2 separate regions of the Homo sapiens genome follow, and region 2 is linked to region 1. A link is an interaction called in ENCODE POLR2A ChIA-PET data of the cell type or tissue named here. Cell type or tissue: PC-3. All regions are shown on one strand. Links, peaks and the distances in the headings refer to the core of each region. The heading gives the core; the rest is flanking DNA.

Evidence for each region. Peaks named below come from ENCODE experiments on the same cell type or tissue, not always from the same donor. Only the 100,000 strongest peaks of a DNase experiment are listed, where the experiment ranks them.
Region 2: POLR2A ChIA-PET joins it to region 1 with 10 read pairs; 7 of 35 experiments call an interaction of 5 or more read pairs at or near these places.

What each region holds. Positions count from the first base shown.
Region 1 is chr1:93,651,012-93,663,421 of GRCh38, forward strand. All of the region lies in intron 2 of BCAR3 (BCAR3 adaptor protein, NSP family member), which reads right to left. Among named protein-coding and RNA genes, the nearest start is that of BCAR3, 25 kb to the right of the region's middle. RefSeq lists an enhancer at 10,874-12,073. In PC-3, for the core only: no CTCF peak of the experiment used is centred there; no DNase peak of the experiment used is centred there; H3K27ac peaks cover 1,561 bases.
Region 2 is chr1:93,715,768-93,728,177 of GRCh38, forward strand. It overlaps a transcript of BCAR3 not described here. Among named protein-coding and RNA genes, the nearest start is that of BCAR3, 40 kb to the left of the region's middle. RefSeq lists enhancers at 1,363-1,432, 1,443-1,562. In PC-3, for the core only: no CTCF peak of the experiment used is centred there; DNase peaks (open chromatin) are centred at 1,434 and 5,424; H3K27ac peaks cover 3,960 bases.

The DNA of each region.
Region 1 (12,410 bases), core at 2,144-10,143:
AAAGTAAATAAAACAGGAATAAATAGAACACTGGCTCCCCAGGACAGGTCCAGAAAACCAGCAACCAGGTAGAGAGAGAAGGTACTGAAGCCACATAACATGGGAAGAACCAAAAGGAAGAGGAACATTTAGCTTGGGTGAGAGTGGGCTTGGGGAGAAGGTAGACACAGGCTGCTTGTCAGTAACAGCTTAGGACTTCTGTATGGAAGAAGGAGCAAATATTCCGTTTAGGCACAGCCAGAGGGACCTACGGGGAGGAAGATTTTCACCTCACTTAAGGAAGTACTTTCCAAAAACTACACCATCTGAAAATGGGATGAACTGCCTTCCAAGATGGGTGTGAAGGTCCATGGTCATCTGGCAGATGGGAAGCTGGATGGTCCTCTGTCCAGACTGTTGGAAAAAGCTAGCATGTGAGAGCAGAGACTGTATCTATCTTAGGAAACAAGAAAACATTTATTGAGCATTTACTTTGTGCTAGTGATTTACATAAATTAGAAGATTTAATTTTTATAATCCTGTGAAGAAAGGGGTACTATCCTCAACTTACAGACCACAAAACAGAGGAGACTCAGCTAGGAAGAGGAGTCTGAGGTTTGAACCAGATGTGGACTACATTAGACTGTATGTCCTGGTACAATGGCCAGCAAGTTAGAGGCTCTCAGGAGTAATGGTTAAAGAAGTCGATTAGATGTACAGTTGACCATTCAACACTGAGGCTACAAAAAGGCACAGAGAAGTTGCCAGGTAACTCTCCCACTCTGGCCTTACCCCTACCCTACACTCCCTTCCCCTCCCCCTTTTATAAAAGGGAAGCCAAGAGAAGCGGCATCACATTTAGGATGCCTCCCAAGCCCGTGTCAGCACTGATCTCATCAGGCCTGTGGAAGCATCCACACCGGGTTCCCCATGTCAACATGTTAGCCCATGCGGCCACACACAGACAAACCAGCGGTGCTCTCTGGCAGTGAGGCCAAAAAAAGTTAGGCAAACTACCCAGAGAACTTCTGAGGGGGTATTTGGCACTTCCCATGAAATTATTCTGCTTTTCTTCATCTAAAACGCCTTGAGAGCCGAGAAAAGGATAAGACTAAAGTTCCCTCTTAGTGCTGCTCCCAGGTGAACCCAGCAAGGCCTGCTACGGGAGCCTTGTTCATTCTGTTCTGAAAGCAAACAGGAGTTCAAGTGTTCTCAGATTCTAGTTACAGGGCTCCAAGGGGTCCTGGATCTGCTTATTCTCCTCACCCTTTTTAGAGAAGCATGGGAAAGAATACAAGGACAGTATCATAAAACCAAGTTAATGCATTACAAATCCAAAAGCTTTAAAAAATCTGAACCAAATTAAAATTATATTTAAATGCAGAAATGCTGTGTCTACTTCTTTCCCAGCCAGCCACCCAATCGCTGCTAACCAAAAAGAAGACATTCTCCACACCCAGACACCCTTTCCAGGGAGCTAGAAAACATCACAGTTGGCCCTATAGACCGAGCCTCTAATTGGAAATAGAATATCCAATTATTTACACAAGACTGTACAGCAAACAGTTCTTGCACCACAGATTTCTATTCTCTAAGACAGATCACTAGAAAACAAACAGAGAAACTTGGCGATATAAATGAAAAGGTTTTTTTTTTTTATAATTTTTTTTGGCTTATGCCAATTATGAGTCCTCACCCTGTGATTCCATGGTGGGTGCATCTCTACTTGCAACGGAGGGTCTGGCAGGCACCTCGGCCCCTCCTGGCAGGCACGCTGCCCCACTGTGAATGGCCAACAGGGAAGCCAGCAGGGTGAAACTGGACTCCCTCATTATTTTGCTTTTAAGCTTATGAAGTTTTAAATAACATCACTGTGTCTACTCTGGTTAAATCATTCTTTCCAGCATCCCACTTTTTAAAGTTCAAACTTTAGAAATGTTTAGTTGAGTCGCAGAAATGATATTCTTACTATTTTAGTTTGTTTCTCATTAGTAACCAGATTGACAATTTCCTCCCTCTTAAAAGGACACTTGATCTGTAAGTGTTTGTTATTTTGAATTAAGAGGTCCTACTCTTCAGCAAAATTTCACTAGTACAGACCTTCTTTTCCAAGTAGTTGAAATACAGATAGGGAAGGAAGGTTACTTGTCAGTCTTAAGTTATAGAATGTTTTAAATGAATGACTGTTTACTTCTTTAATTATTGAATAAATTAATGGCTAAGAGTATTGCCAAACAAATGTTTTTAGATATAACAAAATGGAATTGTTTGCAATACTATCAATATTTCATGCAATGGAGGAATGTGAAAAGCTAGCGCCAACTACTGCAGACTGAGTAGGATAAAGGCTCCCTTTAAGCTCCACGCACACTAGCAATCTGTAGAGGTGGCACACCTCCTGTGTGCACTTGGCATGGTGTCTGTATTCCAGTTCACTGTATTGTATATTTTTTTATATATGCTCTTTCCCTCTACAGGGTGAGCTTTCCAACAGTCGTAACATGTCTACTTTACGCCCAGTCATCTCCCATAGTTCTTGTATTCAGCCCACAAACATCATCAAGCATCTATAATATGCCATGCACTAGGCTAGACAATGGAAACACAGGAACCAAACACAAAGCCCCTGACTCCAGAGAGGTTACAGCACAGGGCGGAAGACAGCTTAACAGACCCAACAAAGCTCAGGTTGGCGAGAAGGTGCCAGTGGGTGGGAAACACTGTGGAGAGGCCTCCAGGCAGCATCTGAGCTAGGTTTGGAGCACTCAGTGGGGACTTGTTTCAGTGAAGAAGCCCCACATGGGGTAGGTGGTGATGCGAAATGCTCCAGGCAACAGGAGAAGCATGTGCAAAGATATAGGGACACAAGGCAACATGGTACATTTGGGGGACTGCAAGCTGTTCAGGAGTCAATGCCACCTGAGCGCAGGCCACCATCATCTCCCGCTGGACACCTGCAATACCTTCTGCATCTCGCCAGCTCCACAATTTGCTCTCTACCCAGAGCCACGATGGTCCTTACTCAGGCTGCTCCCACCTCATCAGAACAAAACCCTCAAGTCCTCACCATGCCCTATGAGCCTGGTTGGCCTGACCCCAGCCACCAGTCCAACTTCATGGTGGCAGGCAGAATTCCTAAGACAGCCCCCCAAAATTCCTATCCCCTAGCTACTCAGTCAAAAATTAGTCTGGTGTTTAGATTAGTGCTGCTGCACAGGGATTTTGTAGATGGAATTAAGGGCTGAAGTCAGTTGATGTTACGAGACAGTGATCACCCAGGTGGGCCTGACATGAAGTATGACGGGGATCTGATGTGAGGGACCCTGCCGCTGGTGCAGTGTTATGAGAAGGCCTATGGCACAGAACTGCAAGTGGTCTCCAGGAGATGGGAGCTGCCCTCACCACCGACAGCCAGGAAACAGAGACTTCAGTCCTACAACCGCAAGGAACTGAATTCTGCCAATAACCTGAATGAGTGTGGGAGCAGATTCTTCCCCAGAGCTGACATCCTAAGTGGGACACCCTGAACTGAGACCTCAGCTGAGCTAAGCCAGACTTCTGACCTACAGAAACCGTGAGGTAATGAATGGGTATGAAGTCGCCAAGTTTTTGTTACACAGCAAAGAAAAATGAACATGCTCATTGTCTATTCCACTCTTCCATCTCAGTCACATACTGACTTTTTCTTCCTGTTGCTCAGACATGCCAAGCCTGCCTCTGCTTCAGTGCCTTGGTACTGACTACTCTTTTGCCCAGAATATTCATCCCCAGATACTCAGGGGCTTGCTCCCTCCCACCATTCAGGTCTCTGTTCACACACCACCTCCTCCGAGAGACCTTCCTTACCTAGCCTATTTAGATTTGCCCCACCACTCCCCTCTATCTGCTAATCTGGCTTTATTTTTTTCCATCATACCTGATATTATAGTAAATGTCTGTTTGCTCAGGGTCTATCTTTCCCCTGGAATACAACCCTCCAAGGGTGAGGCTTTGTCCAGTTTACTCACCTTGGTACCCTCAGTGCTTTGCACATGGCAGTTGCCCAGTGAGCATTTGCTGGATTCTTGAGTAAGAGAACAATAAACCTAAGCGCAGCGTTCGGGGCAGCAGCAGGAACAGTAAGGGGCTGGGAGCTGAGGCTGGAGAGGAGGCAGGGCCAGGTCACAAGGGGCTTGGATGCCACACAAACATGCTTAGACTTTATCATGATAGCAATGGGATTTATTGAAGGATCTTAAGCTGGAAAATAACCAGAGATTTGTGTTTTTGAAAAGTCCCCCTGCAGCAGCATGGAAATCAGATTAGCTGGAGGGCAAGATAGACTCAGAAAGCCCAAAGAAGAGGATGTTGGCATCATCTGGATGAGAGATGATGATGAGACTTGAACTAGAGTGTGGGAGGTGGGGGGATGGTGTACAGATTTAAGAAATTTTTCCAAGAATAGATAGCTCTTGATAAATGACTGGCTTTGGTGAGTGAAAGGGAAGAGAGAGGTAAGGACACCCACAGAATTCTTTCCAAGGAAACTAAGTAGATCATGCCTGGCACATGGCAGGCACTCAATCCATTTGTTAACAATGAATTAGCAAATACCTTTGCCTCCAAGCACTATACTATACTAACTTTCAAGACCACTGGGATCTGAATAAATAAGAATTCTCTTCATTACTACTTACTTCTGTGGCTATCAGTGCACATATGACTGCTGCCACACAACTACTGAATAGCAAATAAGCTCTCCTTCCCTCTCAACTGGTAAATCAGCTCTTTTAGGAGAGTCTTTCACATCCTTCAAATTATGGACACATAAATCTTTCCCAAAAAGTACAATGAAACATGACAAACATTTAAGGGATCCCTTCAGACCAACAAAAATAGTCAACCCATGAAGGAAAAGCAGAGAACAACAAAACAAGGGAGCTGTGCAGACACTAGTTAAGAATGCATTTTTAGATCTTAGGCTTTCCTTTTGGCATCCTTTTCCTTCTTCGTGCAGGACATTCTCTGTTTTCATTTGTCTAGGAGTCTCTGTATTCACCCTTGTTCTTAATAGTTTTGATAGGCACAAAATTTTAAGTGCCTCATCTTCCCTTTTGGCCGATGAAAATCTGCTATCAGTCTAATTGTTACTGTGCTTTCTTTGCCCTTTGACTGCTTTTGAGATCTTTTCATTGTCTTTGGTGGTCTAGTTTTATTGCAATGTGTCTAGGTGAAGATTTACCATTTCTCATTATTATTTAAAATTTGACCATTGCTTTTTCCTTTCTCTCAATTTTCTCCTTCTAGAGCTCTGGTTAAATGTACTTGGGGCTTTTCCTTCTCCTTCAGTGTCTCTTTCATACTTTCCATTGCCTTTTCTCTCTGTGCTATGTTCTGTGTGATTACTTTCTGTCTTTAATTCATAAGTATTTTCTCCAGTCATATCTAATTTATTATTTAACCTAGCCATTGGGTTTTATATTTTTATTGATTATAGTTTTTTATTTCTAGAAATTATAGTAGGTTCTTTTTATATTTTCCTGTTTATTCTGAGACCACTTATGATTTTATCTTTTTAAAAAAAAATGTACCATACATCGTTATTTTATAGCCTGTATCTGATATTCCAATATCTGAAGTCTTTTTTTTTTTTTTTGAGACTATCTCACTTGTCACCCAGGCTAAAGTACAGTGCACAGTCATAGCTCACTGCAGTCTCGACCTCCTGGGCTTAAACGATCTTCCTGCTGCAGCCTCCTGAATAGCTAGGACTACAGGCATGTACCACCACACCCAGCTAATTTTTTAATCTTTTGCAGAGACAGGGTCTCGCTATGTTGAGCCTCTTGCCTCAGCCTCTCAAAGTGGTAGGATTACAGATATGAGCCACTGCACCCGGCCTCTAATATCTAAAGTCTTTGTGGGTCTCAGGCTATTGTTATTTCTGCTGACTTTCACTCTTTGGGGCTTCTTTTCCAGTGTGTATGGTTGTTTCTGAAAGGGAATTTACATTCAGCCAAATTTGTGGATAACCTGAGTAGCATTCTGTTGAGCAAGTTTTCATCCAAAAAAGATTTGCATTGTTTCGTTACTAGTGGGCACTGCCAACCCAGACACTTTGATTTCTCTATTTTGGATTTATCTGAAAGCAGGTAATAGGAATTTGAATTCCCAACCAACATAAAGACTTGACCCGTGGTTATGGATTCTTAGGAGAAAAATTATTGCCATTATTTTTTCCCATCAGCATTTGTGTAGAGACAATAGGTTTCTTTTTTGGTTCCCTGAAACAGAAAATCAAAATAATCCTATAAACATTTAAAAAAACCTGAAGAAGTAGTTCAATATCTTCCCACAAAGAAAATATCAGGCCTATATAGTTTTACTATATAGCAAATTCTTCCAAACTTTGGAATTATTTATTACTTGAAAATTATATGAACTCTTCCAGAGACAAAAAAGAGGGCATTATAACTTTGATACCAAAAACAGACAAAGTCAGTAAAAGAAAAGCATAGGCTAATATCACATGAGTAGGTATGAACAAATCCTAAAAAAGTATTGACAAACCAAATCCAAGAATGTATAAAATATATATCATAATCAAATAAAGTTTATTCCAGGCATATACAGTTTAACATGAGAAAACCTGTTAATACAATTTACCACATTCACAGATTAAAAGAGAAAAATAATTTTGAACATTGAATTGATGAAAAAAGCATTAAAAGAATCCTTTAAGTCTGATGTATGGCCCACAAAAAAAAAAAATGAAAAGAAAAAGAAAAAATAATCCTCACCTTTTCATAATGTCTGGAATTAAAAAAGCTTAATGAACTGGACATGCAAGAGAATTGCTTCAACCTGAAAAGGGTATCTGCCAAAAACCTCAGCAAGTGTCATTCTAGATGGTGAAGTATTAGAAGCATCACTAAAATCAATCAGTCAGAAACAAGACAGCATGTCGCTTGTTACTGCTTCTTTTTTTTTTTTTTTTAGACAGTCTTCCTCTGTCACCAGGAGTGCAGTGGCATGATCCTGGCTCACTGTAACCTCCGCCTCCTGGGTTCGAGCCATTCTCCTGGCTCAGCCTCCCGAGTAGCTGGGATTACAGGTGCCCACCACCACGCCCAGCTAATTTTTGTATTTTTAGTACAGATGGGGTTTCACCATGTTGGCCAGGATGGTCTCAATCTCCTGACCTCGTGATCCGCCCGCCTCGGCCTCCCAAAGTGCTAGGATTACAGGCTTGAGCCACCGCGCCCAGTCCGTTACTGCTTCTTTTCAACATTGTCCTGGAGGTCTTAGCCAGTACAGTTAAATAAAGTAAAAGAAATAAAAGGTATCAGGACTGGAAAAGAAAGAACAAAACTGGTTGTAATGATTCAAAACAGTAATGAGTCACAAATGATGACTGTCTGCATAGAACACACAAAGAATCTATGCAGAGCTACTAAGAGAGTTGAGCAGAGTTCAAGACCAGTCTGGGCAACATGGTGAGACCCCGTCTCTACAAAAAAAAAAATACAAAAATTAGCTGGGCATGGTGGCACACTCCTATAGTCTCAGCTACTCTGGAGGCTGAGATGAGAGAATTGTTTGAACCCTGGAGGTGGAGGTTGCAGTGAGCCGAGATGGCACCACTGCACTCCAGCCTGGGCGACAGAGTGAGACCCTGTCTCAAAAACAAAAAAGAAAGTTGAGCAAGTTTCTTGGATATAAAAGCGCTATGCAAAAACCTTAGATTTAGAACTTACTGAGGGCAGGGACTAGAAGGCTTACATGTCTTGGATGGAGTTCTTGCTTTGCTGGTGTTTATTCATCCTGAATGAACTCATTCCTAGAACACTTAATTACAATGTAACACAACAAGATTTAAGATGAGTGTAGCCAGTAGGCTGAACCTCTCTGTTTACCAGAAGCAGTGGGGCCCATGAGGAACAAACACCTCAGCCTTGGAGTCCACTAGTCTACCATTTAACCAACCCATGCACCAGGGTATGTCACACAATCAGGAAAGGTGAACTACACAACTGGGAGACAGTGTGCCCTCCACAGGCAAACTGGGGGCTTCCGCTCATTTGCATGTGTATATGGCCTTAGAATCCAGAGGCTTCACCCCTTGTTCTCCAGCATGAAGCTTCAGCAACATCTCAAAATCTTAGCTGGGGATAAGAGGGAATGAAGGGATAGGGGAAACAGAGATAGCAACAGGTTTTTTGTTGTTGTTGAGACAGGGCCTTGCTGTTGCCCAGGCTGGAGTGCAGTGGTGCAACATTGGTTCACTGCAGCCTCGACCTAATGGGGTTAAATAAATCAATCCTCCTGACTCAGCCTCCTGAGTAGCTGAGACTACAATCGCATGCCACCATGCCTGGCTAATTTTTTTATTTTTTATTTTTTTGTAGAGATGGGGTCTTGCTATGTTGTCCAGGCTGTTCTCAAACCCCTGGGCTCAAGCAATCCTCCCTGCTCAGCCTCCCAAAATGCTGAGATTATAGGCATGAGACACCATGCCTGGCCAGCAACCGGCTTTAAGTCTATGAAGATTTTGCATCTACTGGACAATATTCCTTCTACTATAATAGAAATATATATTATATATATGGTTACATATATAAGTATAATAATGTTCTATTAGATAAGGTTATTACATGGGACAGTCTAGCATTCTCATTTTATATTTTTTAGATGACAATCACGGTTCTAAGGTCTTGCCCAACTCACCAGCCTAATCTCCTCACCTTGCTCCTTACACTCCAGCAAATTTAACTACTTGGAATTACCTGTATCAATAGGCCTGGGGTCCCCATCCTCTTCTCATTCATCCCTGGCTTCTCTGACCACACGTTCCCACCCCCACCCACACACACAACTCATACAATCAGTGACATCTCCTCAGTGCTCCTTTCCTATGAATTATAAAACTTTGTGATGACAAACAATTACAATTCGATATACCATGTGTATTCCCGTCTATGTCCCTTACTGGACTATGAGCTCACTAAGAACAGGGACCACACTGTATTCACCTTTGTACCTCCCGTGCAGTTGCTCCATGTATGTTGGTTTGAATAAATGAACGTGTGTGTGTGTGTGTGTGTGTGTGTGTGTTTTCTCTAATACGCGGAAGACCTAGACCTTCCTCCCACTACACTCTATGAGTTCACTAAGGGAATAAAACATTGGAAGGAGAGAGGGAACAAGAGAGAAATGTTGTTCTTGGATTGACAGGCCCCCTCATTAAGGAGATAATTTAGCCACAGGCCAGCGACCGAACTGTGATGGCCTCAGACAGAACTCCCTCAGCAACAGAACAGCACTGCTGCCAGAGCAGCGCCTGGCTCCCCAGCCCCAATGAGACCAGATGTTTTCAAAGTGATACTGTGAGAGGCTGGCTGATCTTGTTGAAAATGAATCTCTCTGAACATGTTTAAAATACCAGGGAGAAACTTAATCAGGGAGATAACCAAGAGAACAGACAGAGTTTACCATAGGGCCATTTCTATCTGTTTACCAGGAAAAAGAGAAAACAAACAGGCTTAAAATGGGACACGCCTGGTGAGTGCAGAAATGACATTTTTGGAAAAATATCAGCTAGTGTGTGCTTAGATTAGCAGGTTATTTACTGATGTTGGGAATCATATTAAGGTCCCAATAAAGAGTTACTTTCTTACTGCAGGCAGGGGAATATTGTGCATATAGCCTTTGCTAAATTTAAAAGCAATGTAGCTAGCTTGCTTATTTATTTGTTTGTTTGTTTGATACAGAGTCTCGCAATGTTGCCCAGCCCAGAGTGCAATGGCACGATCTTGACTTACTGCAACCTCTGCCACCCAGGTTCAAGCGATTCTCCTGCCTCAGCCTCCCAAGTAGCTGGGATTACAGGCGCCCGCCACCATGCCTGGATAATTTCTTTTTTTTTAGACGGAGTTTCACTCTTGTTGCCCAGGCTGGAGTGCAATTGCACGATCTTGGCTCACTACAACCTCCACCTCCCGGGTTCAAGTGATTCTCCTGCCTCAGCCTCCCAAATAGCTGGGATTACAGGCACCCGCCACCATGCCTGGCTAATTTCTTTTTTTTTGAGATGGAGTTTTGCTCTTGTTGCCCAGGCTGGAGTGCAATGGCATGATCTCCGCTCACCACAACCTCCGCCTCCCGGGTTCAAGTGATTCTCCTGCCTCAGCCTCCCGAGTAGGTGGGATTACAGGGATGCGCCACCACGCCCTGCTAATTTTATAGTTTTAGTAGAGACGGGGTTTCTTCATGTTGGTCAGGTTGGTCTTGAACTCCCAACCTCAGGTGATCCACCCACCTCAGCCTCCCAAAGTGCTGGGATTACAGGTGTAAGCCACTGCACCCGGCCTACAAATTTTTGTATTTTTAGTAGAGACGGTATGGGTTTCACCATGTTGACCAGGCTGGTCTCGAACTCCTGACCTCAAGTGATCTGCCAGCCTTGGCCTCTCAAAATGCTGGCATTACAGGGGTGAGCCACCATACCTGGCCCAGTGTAGCTTTTTTTTTTTTTTGAGACGAAGTTTCGCTCTGTTGCCCCAGGCTGGATTACAATGGTGCAATCTCCGCTCACTGCAACCTCTGCCTCCCGAGCTCCAGAGATTCTCCTGCCTCTGCCTCCCAAGTAGCTGGGATTACAGGCATGTATCACCACACCCGGCTAAATTTTTTTGTATTTAATAGAGACGGGGTTTCACCCTGTTGGTCAGGCTGGTCTCGAACTCCTGACCTCAGGTGATCCACCCACCTTGGCCTCCCAAAGTGTTGGGATTACAGGTGTTAGCCACTGCGCCCAGCCCCAATGTAGCTTTAAACAGAGAACTATAAAACTTCTAGATGTGCGCTTAAATATTTTTGTTTCATCCCCTTGCAAAATAAATGAGAAGAGATTCAGTCTTCCACATCTTAAAACATACCCATTGATCTTATTTGTTAAAGTATGTTTTACTAGCAGTTAGCAGGATTAAGGCTGACACTCATTTTATATTCTGCACCCAGGGTTAACACGTGATGCGAGAAATTCCTTTTCACGAATACAGAAGAATGTTAGGGATACTTCATGATTAAAGCAATAGAAGTGCTTCAAAGCAGGAGAGGTCTAAACAGAAGCTCACTGCTCTGCAGTCAGGGGCAGATTCACCTTCCATTTCTGATGTCTAGAGTTAAAAACAATTCACCAGGTATGATTTGGGCAGCCATGTGTGACCAACTCCGATGGTCAGAATATTAACTTTAGTTAATGCTCCTGAAAATCACGGGAGCTTCTTTAACAGCCATAGCATGCTGCTGACTCATTCTGAGGCTGCAGTTCTCCAGATCTTGAAATATTTTTCGTGTGTGGCTGTTTAGCCAAACCCCATACTTTCATTTGTAATGAATGGTTTTGGACTCTGGTGCTAGTCTTTCTTTCTCCCTCTCAAGTTGTATTCAACTAGGTTTGGTTTGCTGTTTCAAAATACCAAGATCTCTTTTTTTTTAAAAAAAAATCTCATTTCTGTTGCTCTGACCTATTAACAATTCCCCTAGATTTGTCATTCATGTATGTGATCTGTATGCCAATATTATTGTCTAGAAGATTTTTTTAACTGATGAAAACAGGGGACACAGCCTCCAGCGTGCTTCCTGTATTATCATCTAGCCTGAATTTTCCTCACCCCACGGATAGCACCAGTGACTGATTTGCATGCATGCCTTCTCAACATTCTTCTAAGCTTCCAACCAAGTAACCCCAGGAACTAAAGTTAATCTGGTATGACTGGCTTTTAGCAAAGCCCTGATAGCTACTAACGATGACTGCTTCCTTTATCAAGTATTCAAAAATCGTTGTCTTGATAATCCACTTTATAATAGAATATTTCCTGAGATCGATGTCAAGCTTATCATTTTGTAGCTTTTCTCTCTCTAAATCCTTTTTTAAAAATTAAACTATGTATCCACCTGCATCCTTCCTGTAGTTCTTGTTACTCCATTATTCCTCCAACATCACATGATTTGATGATCTCAGTCTCACACTCCCTCAGTCTTCTTGGACTTTGGGGCTTCACCTTATCGGGTGGCATTAGAGTCTCTTGTCATGGCCTCATCTACTCCAGGCCAGCGATTCTTGCTTCACATTTATCCTACCCTTTCCAGTCAGAGAAGTCATTTCTTGATGGAAAAAAATGCAAGCTGAACAGAAGCTTAGCAGTTTGGTTTCTCTCACAAGCCCCTCTCTTTGGTCTTATTGTTCCAAACATAACTTCTGAAAGCCCTTTTGTTACCCTTCACATTTTTCACAATCCTCTTTTCACTCTGCACTCTGTTTCTTTACAGCCCAGAGCCACCCTCTGATATGGACCTTGGTTGCATGACCCGACCTTCCCTGGGTCTGGCTCAGGGTCCAAGGTCAGGAAAGCACAGAGGAAGTGGCAGCACAGAGAAGGCAGGTCCAA
Region 2 (12,410 bases), core at 1,366-9,365, 64 kb after region 1:
GTGAAGACCTGGAGTGTTGTGAATCATTATCTCTTCCTCTCCCCAGCTAACCGAGATAAAAGCTGTAGGCTTGGCCTTGACGTTGCCCTTTTTCAATTTCTGTCAGAACAAGCCACAAACCTTAATGCGTTTGAGTAGCGCTCAGCCAGCTTGCAATTATTTGTGGTGACAGGGAGCAAGGATGGCATCCACCAACCCTGCCAAGTTTACTTTGGGCCACAAATGTCAGCGTCTCTCCCCTGCCCTTCCAGCAGAGGTTTGCGAGCTGCAGGGTGTTGGAAGGGCCCAGAACAGTTTGCAGGAGTGAGAGTGCAAGATGCCACCAGGAGTGAGTGGTCTCAGAAGGAGCCAAGAGCTAGCTCCCTATGTCTTAACACACTCTAAAAACACAATGGCTATTTAAATGCTCCTTTGGTGTTGAAAAATGATTCTAACAAAAGATCTTTTGCACTTTTCTAATTTTGCACCATGTGTATGTATTACTTATTCAAAAATAAATGAACTTTAAAAGAAGATCTGCATATTCTCACATCCAAAGCCTAAAATAGCAATAGCATACAGTTGATGTCACAGCACTGGCCTGAAGTCAGCGGAACTGGGTATTATTAGTTTCTACTTTGCCACTAATATTGTTTGTAAAACACCAATTTCTCTGCTCAAAACCCACTGAAGCTCAATCACCTACAAGATAAATTCAAACTCATTAGCTTGGCCTGTGAGATCAAGGGTGATCTGACTCTTATCTCTCTGTCTTAGCATAGATTTCCCCAAAACCAGGCCCTAAAAGGATTTGGTTTCAAGTACTGCAAGATCACTTGAGGGAGCTGATCCCCAGAGTGTGGTAAGGTAGAGGGGACGTTGAGACAACCAAGAGGAATGCCGAGAAAGGGTGCCTCATGAGCAGGTGACCACCATAGGAAACTTGGGTTCAATCTCCCACAGCGCCTTGGAGAATCTGTGTAGAACACACCTTGAAATTATCTAAGGGAAAGGAACTTGTGGGATTTGTCCATTAGCTCCCCTCCTCATTGGCTGAGGGCTGACTGGAGGGCATCCACTCTGATCTTCTAGTCTGCTTTATGCAGGAGATGGACATGCTCTCAGGAGCAGAGCATGCACTCAGGCAGGGAGATGCAGGTGCACGAGTGGTGAAGCTGTAGATGGGCTCGGTAGATACAGACTGAGGCCACAACACTTTGCAGTTCTATCAACAGGTGGAATCAATTTCTCTACTCCTTGAATGTGGGCTGGCCTTTTGATGAACAGAACGCAGAGGTTACAAGGTTGTAGAGGTTCTTAGCTAGAACTCAAGAAACCGCACAGTATCTACTTATACTCTTAGATCTGTGCTGCTGCCATGTGAATAAGGCCAGGCTAGGCTGCTGAAGGATGAGAGACCTCATGGAGCAGAGATGAGTCATCCTAGCTGAGTAACCCCAGATCAACCAGTCCCCAGCCAACCTGCTACTTGATCACAGACACATGAGTGAACCCAGCCCAGCCCAGAAGGAGGCCCAGCTGAGCCCAGCCAAAATTGCTGAGTTTGTAATTGTGAATTAAATAAATTGTTGTTGCCTTGAACAACTAAATTTGGGGGCAGTTTTTTAAGCAGCAAAAGTTAGTTGATTTTGCATTTAGGCCAAGGGCTACATGGAAGTAAGAATTGGAGATAAGAGGCTGGGCGCAGTGGCTCACGCCTGTAATCCCAGCACTTTGGGAGGTCGAGGTAGGCGGATTGCCTGAGGTCAGGAGTTTGAGACCATCCTGGCCAACATGGTGAAACCCCATCTCTACTAAAAATACAAAAAAAATTAGCTGGGCATGGTGGCATGTGCCTGTAATCTCAGCTACTCAGGAAGCTGAGGTAGTGGAATTGCTTGAACCAGGGAGGTGGAGGTTGCAGTGAGCCGAGATCGTGCCGCTGTACTCCAGCCTGCACGAGACTCCACCTCAAAAAAAAAAAAAAAAAAGAATTGGAGATAAGAGAACTGTGCGCAACCAGATTCCTGTCTTCAGGTGACAGGATGGTTTCCTTTGCAGGGTTGTTATTGGGGCTGCTCATTGTGGAAAATTGCGTAAGAGTCTGAGAGTGTGGCCTGCGTTTTTGGAGGGGTCTAAGCTTAATATTAAAAACAAAATCAAAGCAATTGCAAATCTCTTTTATTTATGGTGGCAGAGGGTTGAACTTTTTGTCTGTTCATTTGCAGATTACTCTAAAAAGACAGGGAAGCCTAAAGTTCACTTCACTTGGTTGTTACTTGGTTCTGTTTGTCACATTTAATATTTCCAAGTGTCTAAAGACTTTCTCTGGAAACTTCCTGCGTTCACAGCTCTTAAAATAAAATAATAAATTTAAACATACTCCTGCATTCTTGTAGCAGATGTTGAATTCCAATCAGAGGATGAGGAGAAGTTTCATGACAAAGGACATGTCATTTGGCCTGAGTCTGGTAAAATAAATGGAATTTGGGCAGGTAGAAAATGAAGGAAGATAGAAGTAGTTTTCTAAACTTTGATACATATGATCAGACTCTCCCTAGAAAGACTGAAACCACTAGACCCCAAAGATGAAGGTAGAATGCGTACTAATGCAGCAGGGTGAGAAAGCGCTGGCATGTGGTGCAGAGGGAGGCTGCAGTGTGAGGAGCGATGCTGGGCCAGGACACAGCAGTATGATGGGAGAAGGGCAGGGATTCTGGGGTCAGGCTTAACTACTGGCTCTGCCATATCCTAGCTGTGGCCTTACATGCACTACTTCACACCTCTGGGCCTCAATTTCCTCAACTATAAAATGGAGATGATAGCTACATTAAAGGGCTGTCATGAAGATTAAGTGAACTAATGTAAAGTCCCTCCAGGATGCTTGGCCATAAAGTAAATGCTGTCTAATTTTCACAACCATCTGAACTACATTGTTTTTCTTTTTTTTTTTTTTTTTTTTTTTTGAGACGGGGTTTGGCTCTGTTACCCCATGCTGGAGTGTGGTAGCATGATCTCGGCTCACTGCAGCCTCAACCTCCCAGGCTCAAGCAATCCTCCCATTTCAGCCTCCCATGTAGCTGGGACTACAGGCATGCACCACCACACTCAGCTAATTTTTGTATTTTTTTTTTTTTTAGAGACAGGGTCTCCCTATGTTGCCCAAGCTGGTTTTGAACTACTGAACTCAAGCAATCCGCCCGCCTCGGCCTCCCAAAGTGTTAGGATTACAAGTGTGAGCCATGACGCCCAGCTGAAGTATATTCAAAAAGATGTCAATGGATTCCTGGATGATGGTGCCTCACATGGCCACTTGCCTCCCCAGACCACCAATAGAGTTGCAGGTTTATTAGTTTATCTTTTTCCGCCTGTAAAATCGTTTCTGGGTGAAAGGGAAGCCTCCAAATAAACCCCACTCTCATCTCCAGGTTCTCATAGAGCCCACTACTCTGGAAGGTCCAGCTGGGACCCTGCCATTAGCAAATGGTTGATGCTCCATGTTGTATGAGGGCCCTCTATTGCATCAGCTTTTGCTTTGACAAAGAAATTAAAAAGGAGTAAGTTAGTCTCTATATTTAAACTTTCTTGTTTTTTTTTTTTTTTTTTTTTTTTTGAGACAGAGTCTCACTCTGTTGCCAGGCTGGAGTGCAGTGGCACAATCTTGGCTCACTGCAACCTCTGCCTCCCGGGTTCACATCATTCTCCTGCCTCAGCCTCCCGAGTAGCTGGGACTACAGGCGCCCACCACCACGCCCGGCTAATTTTTTTGTATTTTTTAGTAGAGATGGGGTTTCACTGTGTTAACCAGGATGGTCTCGATCTCCTGACCTCGTGATCTGCCTGCCTCGGCCTCCCAAAGTGCTGGGATTACAGGTGTCAGCCACCCTGCCCAGCCTCTATATTTAAACTTTCAATGTGGAAATGCAGGCACATAATTAGTTTAACGAGCTAAGCACTGGTGATAAATGCTGAACTGCAGTGGAGAAGTCCTTTGAACCTGTACATAGACAATCAGCAAGTGTTTCATGATGTTCATGTTTACGGCAATTCTGATGGAGAGAGAATCTCTGATCCTTCTGGGAAGAGGAATTGGGTCCCTTGATGCATGAAGATTTGAATGTTCACTTATGATTTGCTCAAAGTTGAATTTTACAATTTTTTATTTTAGAGACAGAATCTCATTATGTTGCCCAAGCTGGAGTGCGGTGGCTATATTCACAGGTACAATCATAGTGCACTATTGCCTTGAACTTCTGGGCTCATGTAATTTTCCTGGGCACTGGTATGTTGTAGAATAAACCCGTGGGTCTTTCTTATAAAAATCCTCAGTCAAGCAAGGGACTGGGATTTGTGAAGCTCTCAAAGAAATGAGGTGGTGGCTGCCAGCTGGCTATGCCTCACTTCCTTGGGAAGGCCTCTCCTTCCACCTGTTTCTCCCCTGAAGTTCCACAGGGTTTTAGGATGCTCTGGGTTGCCTGGGGCCTCAGCTCTGTGGACGTGCAGCTTCCCCTGCACATTGCATCTCTGAATGAAGGCTTCCTCTGGAGGCTTTAAGAAAAAAGTGTTAAGACAAAGAGGGCAAGTTGAAATTGTGAGATACTGCAGAAAGAAAGATCCTGGACTCTGGAGGCTGGTGCCACTCTTTCCTGGCTGTGTGCTCTTGGGCAAAACAGGACCTAACTTTGGAGTATCCTTCTTCACTGCTGATACAGGGGCCTGCAGGAGCATTCAGTAGAGGGGCTTCTGCCTCCAGACCCTGGTCTCTCTGAACAGTGGTGCCTTACATGGCCACTCGCCTTCCCAGACCACAGCGCCTGATGGAGACCCGAAGTTGGGTCGATGCTCCGGTGCTGCGACTGCCTCCTCCACAGGCCAAGACTTAAAACTCCTACTGCCTTTGTTCCTTGTGTGTTTGTTTTTTCCTAATAAAAACTCAGAATCACTTTTATTAAAATAAATGAACAACTACAAACAAAAGGTAGAAAGGAGGAGGATGCTCCCCGGAGCCAGAGGAACACAGACCCACCCGCCCCTACACACCCTGGGCCTGAGGGCCTGGCCCTTTGGCCTTCCTTGTGTCTTTTTCTCACTTGTGGGGAGGGGAGAAGAATGAAGAAGCTGCCGGAACTCCCAGGCCCTGCGCTCTCATGGTGTCTGCCTGCCCTGCCATTAGCAGGGCAGGAGGTGGCTGGAGTGGAGCAGGGTTGGGAGTGCATCAGGGTGTCGGGCAGCAGGGCTAGCCTGAGCCAGCTCCGCAGGTGCTTCTGGCTGAGGCGAGGCTGACCCTGGGAGCACCGCTGGAATAGTGGCCACTGGTAGCGGCTAGATTGGCAGCTCTGGGCACTTTAGAAGTTCAGGGATGCCTCAGACTGGAAGGGTGGCATCTAGGTGGGGCAGGAAGGAAGGGTAGGAAAGGTTCCTCTGAAGTCAGCATGGCAGGGATTAGTAGTAGCTGGGAGGGGACAGTTACTCAGTTCCTGCCATGCCCTGCAGACTGGAGCCCAGGGCCCAGTGGCTCAGAATCCTTGGGAACAGAATCCTCAAGAACAACATCTTGAGCCTGGAGGAATACAGCAGTGGTTTGCCCAGGTTGTCCCCTCTGCCCAGAGAGTTCACCTCTACTTTGTCAACCCAGAAGAATCCTGGCATCCCTTAGGATCTAACTCAAATGTCCCCTCCCCTGGGAAGCCCTCCCTGACTGCATGCAGGAAGCATTCCTCTCTAAGCACACATGACTTTGTATTGTTATTCTCCTGGGAATGCGACGGAACTTTTCCTAGAGATACAGGCCCCAGTGGCCAGGAGACCTCTAGAACAGACTGGAACCCTTGGTAAATGTTTGCTGACCTAAGTATGGTGGAGAATGCTTGAGGCACATCTTCTATCTGTGCTCCAAGAAGGAGAACGACCCCTCACCAAGCCCATTCTCGTGGCCTCCACTTAGGAACTGATGCCTCTCACCGATTCCAATGGGAGCTGTTCTTTCTGAGCCTTTAAGTTCTGCCACTGCTCACCTCCTGAGAGGCCATGTGACAAAGTAGGGGAGGTGGCCTCTGGAGCAAGGGTTCCTCAGGTCCGAATTCTGTTTCCACCACCTACTAGCCATATGGCTCTGGCCAGGTTAGGAGATTGCCAGAGTGCCTACTGGCTATGAGGACTAAAGGAGTTACCATATGCAGGAGCACTTAGATCAGTGGCTGGTGCATCACAAGTGCTCAGTAATGACAACTATTATTATTATTATTGTCTCCCCAAATCACAGAAGCAGACCTCCACACTGTCTCAGGGACTGTCCTGAGTGCATAGGGAGACAATGGGTGTGTGGGGACTGGCCATCCTGCAGCTCTCCACAGTCTCGGCCAGGTCCCATGGGGGAGGGGCGGCCATGGCCGGTGGCTAAGGACAGGCCTATGGAAGGGAGGGCCTGGGGGTGACCTGGCTCCCGGTACCGGATCCCATGCACTCATAAGCCTCTCCAGAACTCCCGAGTGAGGGCCTCCTAGAGCTCAGGCCTGCCTTTCTGTTTTTGGCTTCTTGGCCTTTACTGCGTCCTTGGGGACAGGCTACTATTTTAGGTAGCAGTCAAAATAAAACTGAGATTAACCCAGAATTCTTGGCAGTCAAACAATACCATAATTATGTGCTTTTTAACTTCAGAAATCAGATAGCCACAGCTGACCCGCCACGGTCCATGGGGTGCCCTGGGGATACTAAGGCCTCCATCCTGCGCTGGGTCACCTCTGCACACTCTAAGCCGCAGGCAGCCACTAGAGGACTGTGGGGCTCTGAGGGACGCTATTTCTCCTCCTGGGAGCCATTGTCTGAACAACAATACAACTTGCTTTCACACGAGACGTTGCCAGGTTGGAAGGGTGACTTATTACTTTCTATATCATAAATCCTCTTGCCTAAGTCCCAGTCCCAGGGACTGGTGGGCTGTGAGGGAACAGAGGAGGCTTGTGTTCCGGGCTGGGCTCTCAGGGCAGGAAATCACCCGGAGGAATATGTTTGTGCTTTGATTGCTGACAAGGGCCGCAGACCCTCTAGTCAGGCGAACAGGCCCCTTCCTCTTTGCAGGAGCCAAGGGGGAGGGGAGGGAATTAGTCACACACAAGAGCGACAGGATTAGGCCCCTGAGAGTAAAATCCTTCACTCTAACCCAGAAAGAGGAAAAAAGAATGGGAGATTCAAATAGATGGGGGTTGAGATGATGTCAGTAAAGGTCACCGCCTGAAGAACAAAGAAGCAGCCGTGATTAGAGGCTTGGGCAGACCTCTAAGCTCTCAGGCAAGACCTCAAAATGCCTGGAAGAAAGAAAGGAACCAATAGACCCCAGCTCCAGAGGCAGTCCCAGAGGTGTAGCTGGAAAAAAACAATTTTCCCTGAAACACTGACTTGGCCCCAGGAATAAGGTCCTTCTGGAAACCTGATGCTCCTAGCAGGGGTACACATCTTAGCAAGGAAAGTGGTTTGCAGGGAGATTTGAAATAGAAACACACACTCCAGTGTCCTCTGGCCGAGCTGCCCTGTTGGCATGGAGGCAAACAGATACCCTGCATGGTGACAGGCTTGCATTCCTTTAGGGAAAGGCCATCTGGGCGTGGACACCCAGCATTCAAAGGAGCGATGTGCTGGAATGGTCTGGCTGCTCCCTCCACACCACGATGGAAGCTGCTTTTGCTGATGACTGTAGCTGCGCACTGTGCCCCTCTCAACCTTCAGCATCCTCCATTGACTCCTCGCTCCAGGGTCCTCAGGCCCAGTCTTTTCCACCAGCTCCCTGGGAGAGTCTCCTGGGAAGAGCACATTTCTTTAAGGATGGATTCTGACTTTCCACTTGGTTTTAGTTTGTTTGATTTCCACCCCCTCAATGCCTTTATTAAATGTCTTTCTCTGCCACAGGAGCCTCAGGAACAACAAGACTTGGGAGGTTGTTCTTGAGGACTGAATGATCCTGAGACATGAACCTTGTCTCAGAGACAGGACCTTGAATTTGATCTAGGAGGCAGGCAAAGGAAAAAGAGGCTGTGATAACCACTGAAGGAGGCCAGGAGTTTTATACAGCTGGGACTGGAATGCAGGGCCTCTCGGCAGTTCTCTTGGTAAAGGCGGATGGGTTTTCATGCTAGAAGGGCTACCCTGCTCTTATTTTCCCATCCTGTGTGGTCTCTAATTACAAGGAGATGTCGAATTCCATTATGAAAGAGAAGCCACTTGGCCACCTCCCTCTGGGGACCTCATAGCAGTGCCTTTGTCTCTGCAGACCTGGAAGAAATGAACTGATCCTCTGTCCAGGCCAGTAGGAGCTTTTGATGAACAGGTTGGGGGGCAACAAAGTGATTAAGTAGGGCTGAGCACTAATCCCACTGAGCTGCAGCCTGTGCTTGGGCAGCTTAGCCAAAGTGAAAACAAGGGGAGCCACAGAGGGGAGCCCCACAGAGGGGAACCGAGGCCCCCAGAGTTAGGATGCCAGCGCTGGTGGCTGGGGGGTCCATGTCCAGCCTCTCAGGTGGGGACATTGGTAAAGAAAGGGCCACCATCACACCAGTCCCATTGTGAATGGACTTCCGAAAGGCTGCGTCCATTACTGGCCTGCAGTGCCTTCCTGGTCTGTTTCTGCTGCTGGGGCAGCCCTATCTTTGGGCCTTCATACACAGGAGCCCTTGTTTGTTGGACTGTTATAACTCCCAAGGAATAGACGCCACCAAATTTGTACATGTAAGTGGTGCCTGCAGAGTTCAGAAAGCTGCCGTAGATTCTTTCTTGTGCAAGGGGGTGCATCAAAGGATCACACTGCAGAAAATGCCTGCTTCCTGCAGCACTGTGAGCCTGTGTCTACAGGGATGACCGGCTGTCCAGTCTGAGCTACCTGGCTCCCCTCCTGCCACCCAGCCTGGTGTCCAAGGACTCTCATCTGGGAAAGGTCCCATCTAGTGGGCCTTGGAGAGGTGGGCCCCTTCTCTGGATGGGCCACAGGAGAGGGAGGTGCTGGAGAAGATGGCGGGAAGCCGATGCAATGTCCTTACTACCCCTGACCTGCCACTGGTATCTGAATAGGATGGGGCTGGTGGAGGTGTCCTCAAGGGTTTCTCTCCACTTCCACCCACCAACCCATAAAGACCTCTGAGTGCATTAGCCCTCTAAACCATTCTTAGCTGAAACCCCAGGAAGGGGTTTCAGTACTTGAAACTGCCTGACGGAAGGGTCCAAGGGAACTGATGAGTGAGGGAAATGCTGTGAGCACCTGTGGGGTAAGTTGCACCAGCCAAGAGCCTCTGTCCCTCTTACCTACTTCTCCTCACCCTGCTCTGCTTTGTCTTTCGTAGCCCACAGCACTCGTCGCTTCCCACTACACTTCTACGTAGTTCACCTCCTTCTCTTCATTGTCTATGTCCCACTCATGTGTAAGCTCACAGAGGCAGAGACCCCGTCTCCTTTATTCAGCAATACATCCCAAGCACATATAATATTTCCTGGCACCAGTAGGCACTCAAAAATATATACTGAATGAATAAATTTCATGTGGGATGTGGATGCATGATGGTATGTGAAATATTATAAGATTAGACTTCCAGAAATAAGCATTACATAGGGACTGTGAGGGCCTTAAAATGGCCCAGCCTGCCTGTACTTCCTTTGCTAATGAGGCCGAGCATCTTTCCACATATTTATCACATATTTGTGTTTCTTCTTTTGTGAAATGCCTGCTTATGTCTCTTGTTCATCTTTTCTCTTGGGTTGTTTGTCTATTTCTTTCTGATTTGTAGAAATCTTTTACATATTCTGGAAACAAATCCTATATTGATCCTATTGTGTATCTCTCAGTTTGGGGTTTGTTTTTTCTATTTCTTTGTGGTATATTAATTTTAATGTAGCTTAACTTATTAATCTTTTATGATTAATGCTCTCTGTGTCTAATGAATTTTTTGTATTCTGAAGCCATAAAGATATTCTTCAGTATTCTCTCTAAAAGTTTTAAAGGTTTGTCTTTCACATTGAAATCATTAATCCACTAAGAGTTGATATTTGGGTAGAGGTGAAGTAGGGATCCAATTTTTTGCCTTATTAACCACCAATTATCATTACTTATTTACTAGCCCTTTCTTTTTCCAGGAATCGGCAGCTTCACTTCTGTCTTATATCAAGATTCCATATTTGGCAGGTCTATTTCTGGGCTCTCTATTCTGTTCCATTGGCCAGTTTTTCCATTCTGGCATCAGTACATTTTATCTTGATCACCACTTTATAATAAGTCAATAATATCTGGTAGAGAAATTCCCTCTTCCTTATTCTTCTTCTTCAGAGGTTATTAGCTTTTTTTTTTGTTTTTTTGTTTTTGAGACAGGGTGTCACTCAGTTGCCCACGCTGGAGTGCAGTGGCAAACACAGCTCAATGCAGCCTTAACCTCCTAGGCTCCAGCGGTTCTCCCACCTCAGCCTCCTGAGTAGCTTAGACCACAAGTGCATACCACCATGCCCAGCCAATTTAAATATATTTTTTTTTGAGAGAGAGACAGGGTCTCATTATGTTGCCAAGGCTGGTCTCAGACTTCTGGGTTCAAGCAATCCTCCCACCTTGGCCTTCCAAAGTGTCAAGATTACAGGCATGAGCCACCGTGCCTGGCCTATTAGCTATTCTTAATACTTTACAGCCCACCTAAATTTGGAATTATCTTGTCATGTGTCTCAAAAAAAATTCTGTTGGGATTGTGAGGGGAATTGCATTGGCTTAACTGCTTTAATTAATTATTTTAGGGAAAGCTGATGTAATTGTGATAGGGAGTTTTCCTGTCTATGAACTCAGATTACTTCTTGACTTTTAGGCCTTCTTTAGTACCTTTGGATAAAGTTATACTTTTCTCCACATAGCTCTCACACTTTTGCCCACAATCTGGATTGTGTCTTATAGTTGATGGCATCTTGCAATTATAATTGGCAGTCTTTTTCCTTTCTTAGAGTGCATAAAGTCGTGGTTCATCGTATCACTGATGGTGTCTTAGATTCTATGAAATACACTACTTTTATTGCTTTGCAGTAGTATCTTTTTTAAAAAAACAAACCACTAAATTTCTGCCCACAGGTGGTGACTACAATTAATTTTTGTATATTGATTTTGTATTTATCAACAGCCTGTACTTCCTTTACTAACGAAGCTGAGCATCTTTCTACGTGTTTATCAAACATTGGTGTTTTTTCTTTGTGAAATGCCTGTTTTATGACTCCTTTCATCTTTTCTCTTGGGTTGTCTTTTTGATTTGTAGAAATCCTTGCAGAGCTTTTGTTTATCTAATAATTTTAAATCTGTTTTCTGTTCCTTCCATTGACTCTTGTACATGGTGGCTTTGTTTCCTTGCGCATTTTGCAGTCTTTCATTGTAAGCCTGCATTGTCATGGTCTTAATCTGTGGAACTATGGTCCTAAAGTGGGGATGCTTTCCTGCAGAGGGAGTTTGCATTTGCTTCTGTCTAGATCCAGATGATGCATTAATTTGGAACCACATAAGCCCCTTAAGAGGTCCCTGGATTTAATGTGGCAGCCTTACCTTACCTCTAGCCCAAGGCTTTTTCTTCTGGACTAGCTCCTAGATAGGCACTTACTCTCAGGTCAACTTTCACTCTTGGTTATTTACTGCTTTACCCAGGTTTAGTTTCAACTCTTGAATTTGGGTCAGAAAAGACTGGGAGAGAACTTAGGGATTCACCATACTTCTTGTAAGCTCGGCAATGTATTAAAAACTGGACTTTATTCAAGAATTTGGGATCCAGTCATTTTGTAATGGGAGAGTCCTTCAGCCTATCTGTGGCCATTACCTCTTGCCCTCCACTCACGAGGCAGGTACCTTTTAATCCAGACTGCACACTTTAGGTCAAACCATCAACTCTAAAAAATTACCATTACAGAAGTTATACATGCCTTCTGTACAAAATTTGGAATAAACAAAATAGTACAAAGAAGAAAATTAAAGTTACCTATAAATCCCATTCCCACCCTGGGATATAATCACTTTAATATGTTGGTGTATGCAGCAGGTTGAATAGTGGCCCCCCCAAAAGACACATCCACTTTGAAACCTGTAATTATAATCTTATTTGGAAAAACTATCTTTGCAGATGTAATGAAGTTAAGAATTTCAAGATGAGAACATCCTGGATTTGGGTGGGTCCTAAATCCAATGGCAAGTCCTTAGAAGAGACAGGGCAAGAAACAGACACAGGGGAGAAAGCCATGCAAAGACCAAGGCAGGATTGAAGTGATGCTGCCACAGACTAAGGAACGCCTGGAGCCACCAGAAGCTGGGAGAGGCAAGGAAGGATTCTCCCCTCTACCCTCCAGAGGGAGTGTATCCCCACTGACACTTTGATGTGAGGCTTTTGGCCTCCAGAATTGGAAGAGAATAAATTTCTATTGTTTTAAGCCATCAAGTTTGTGAT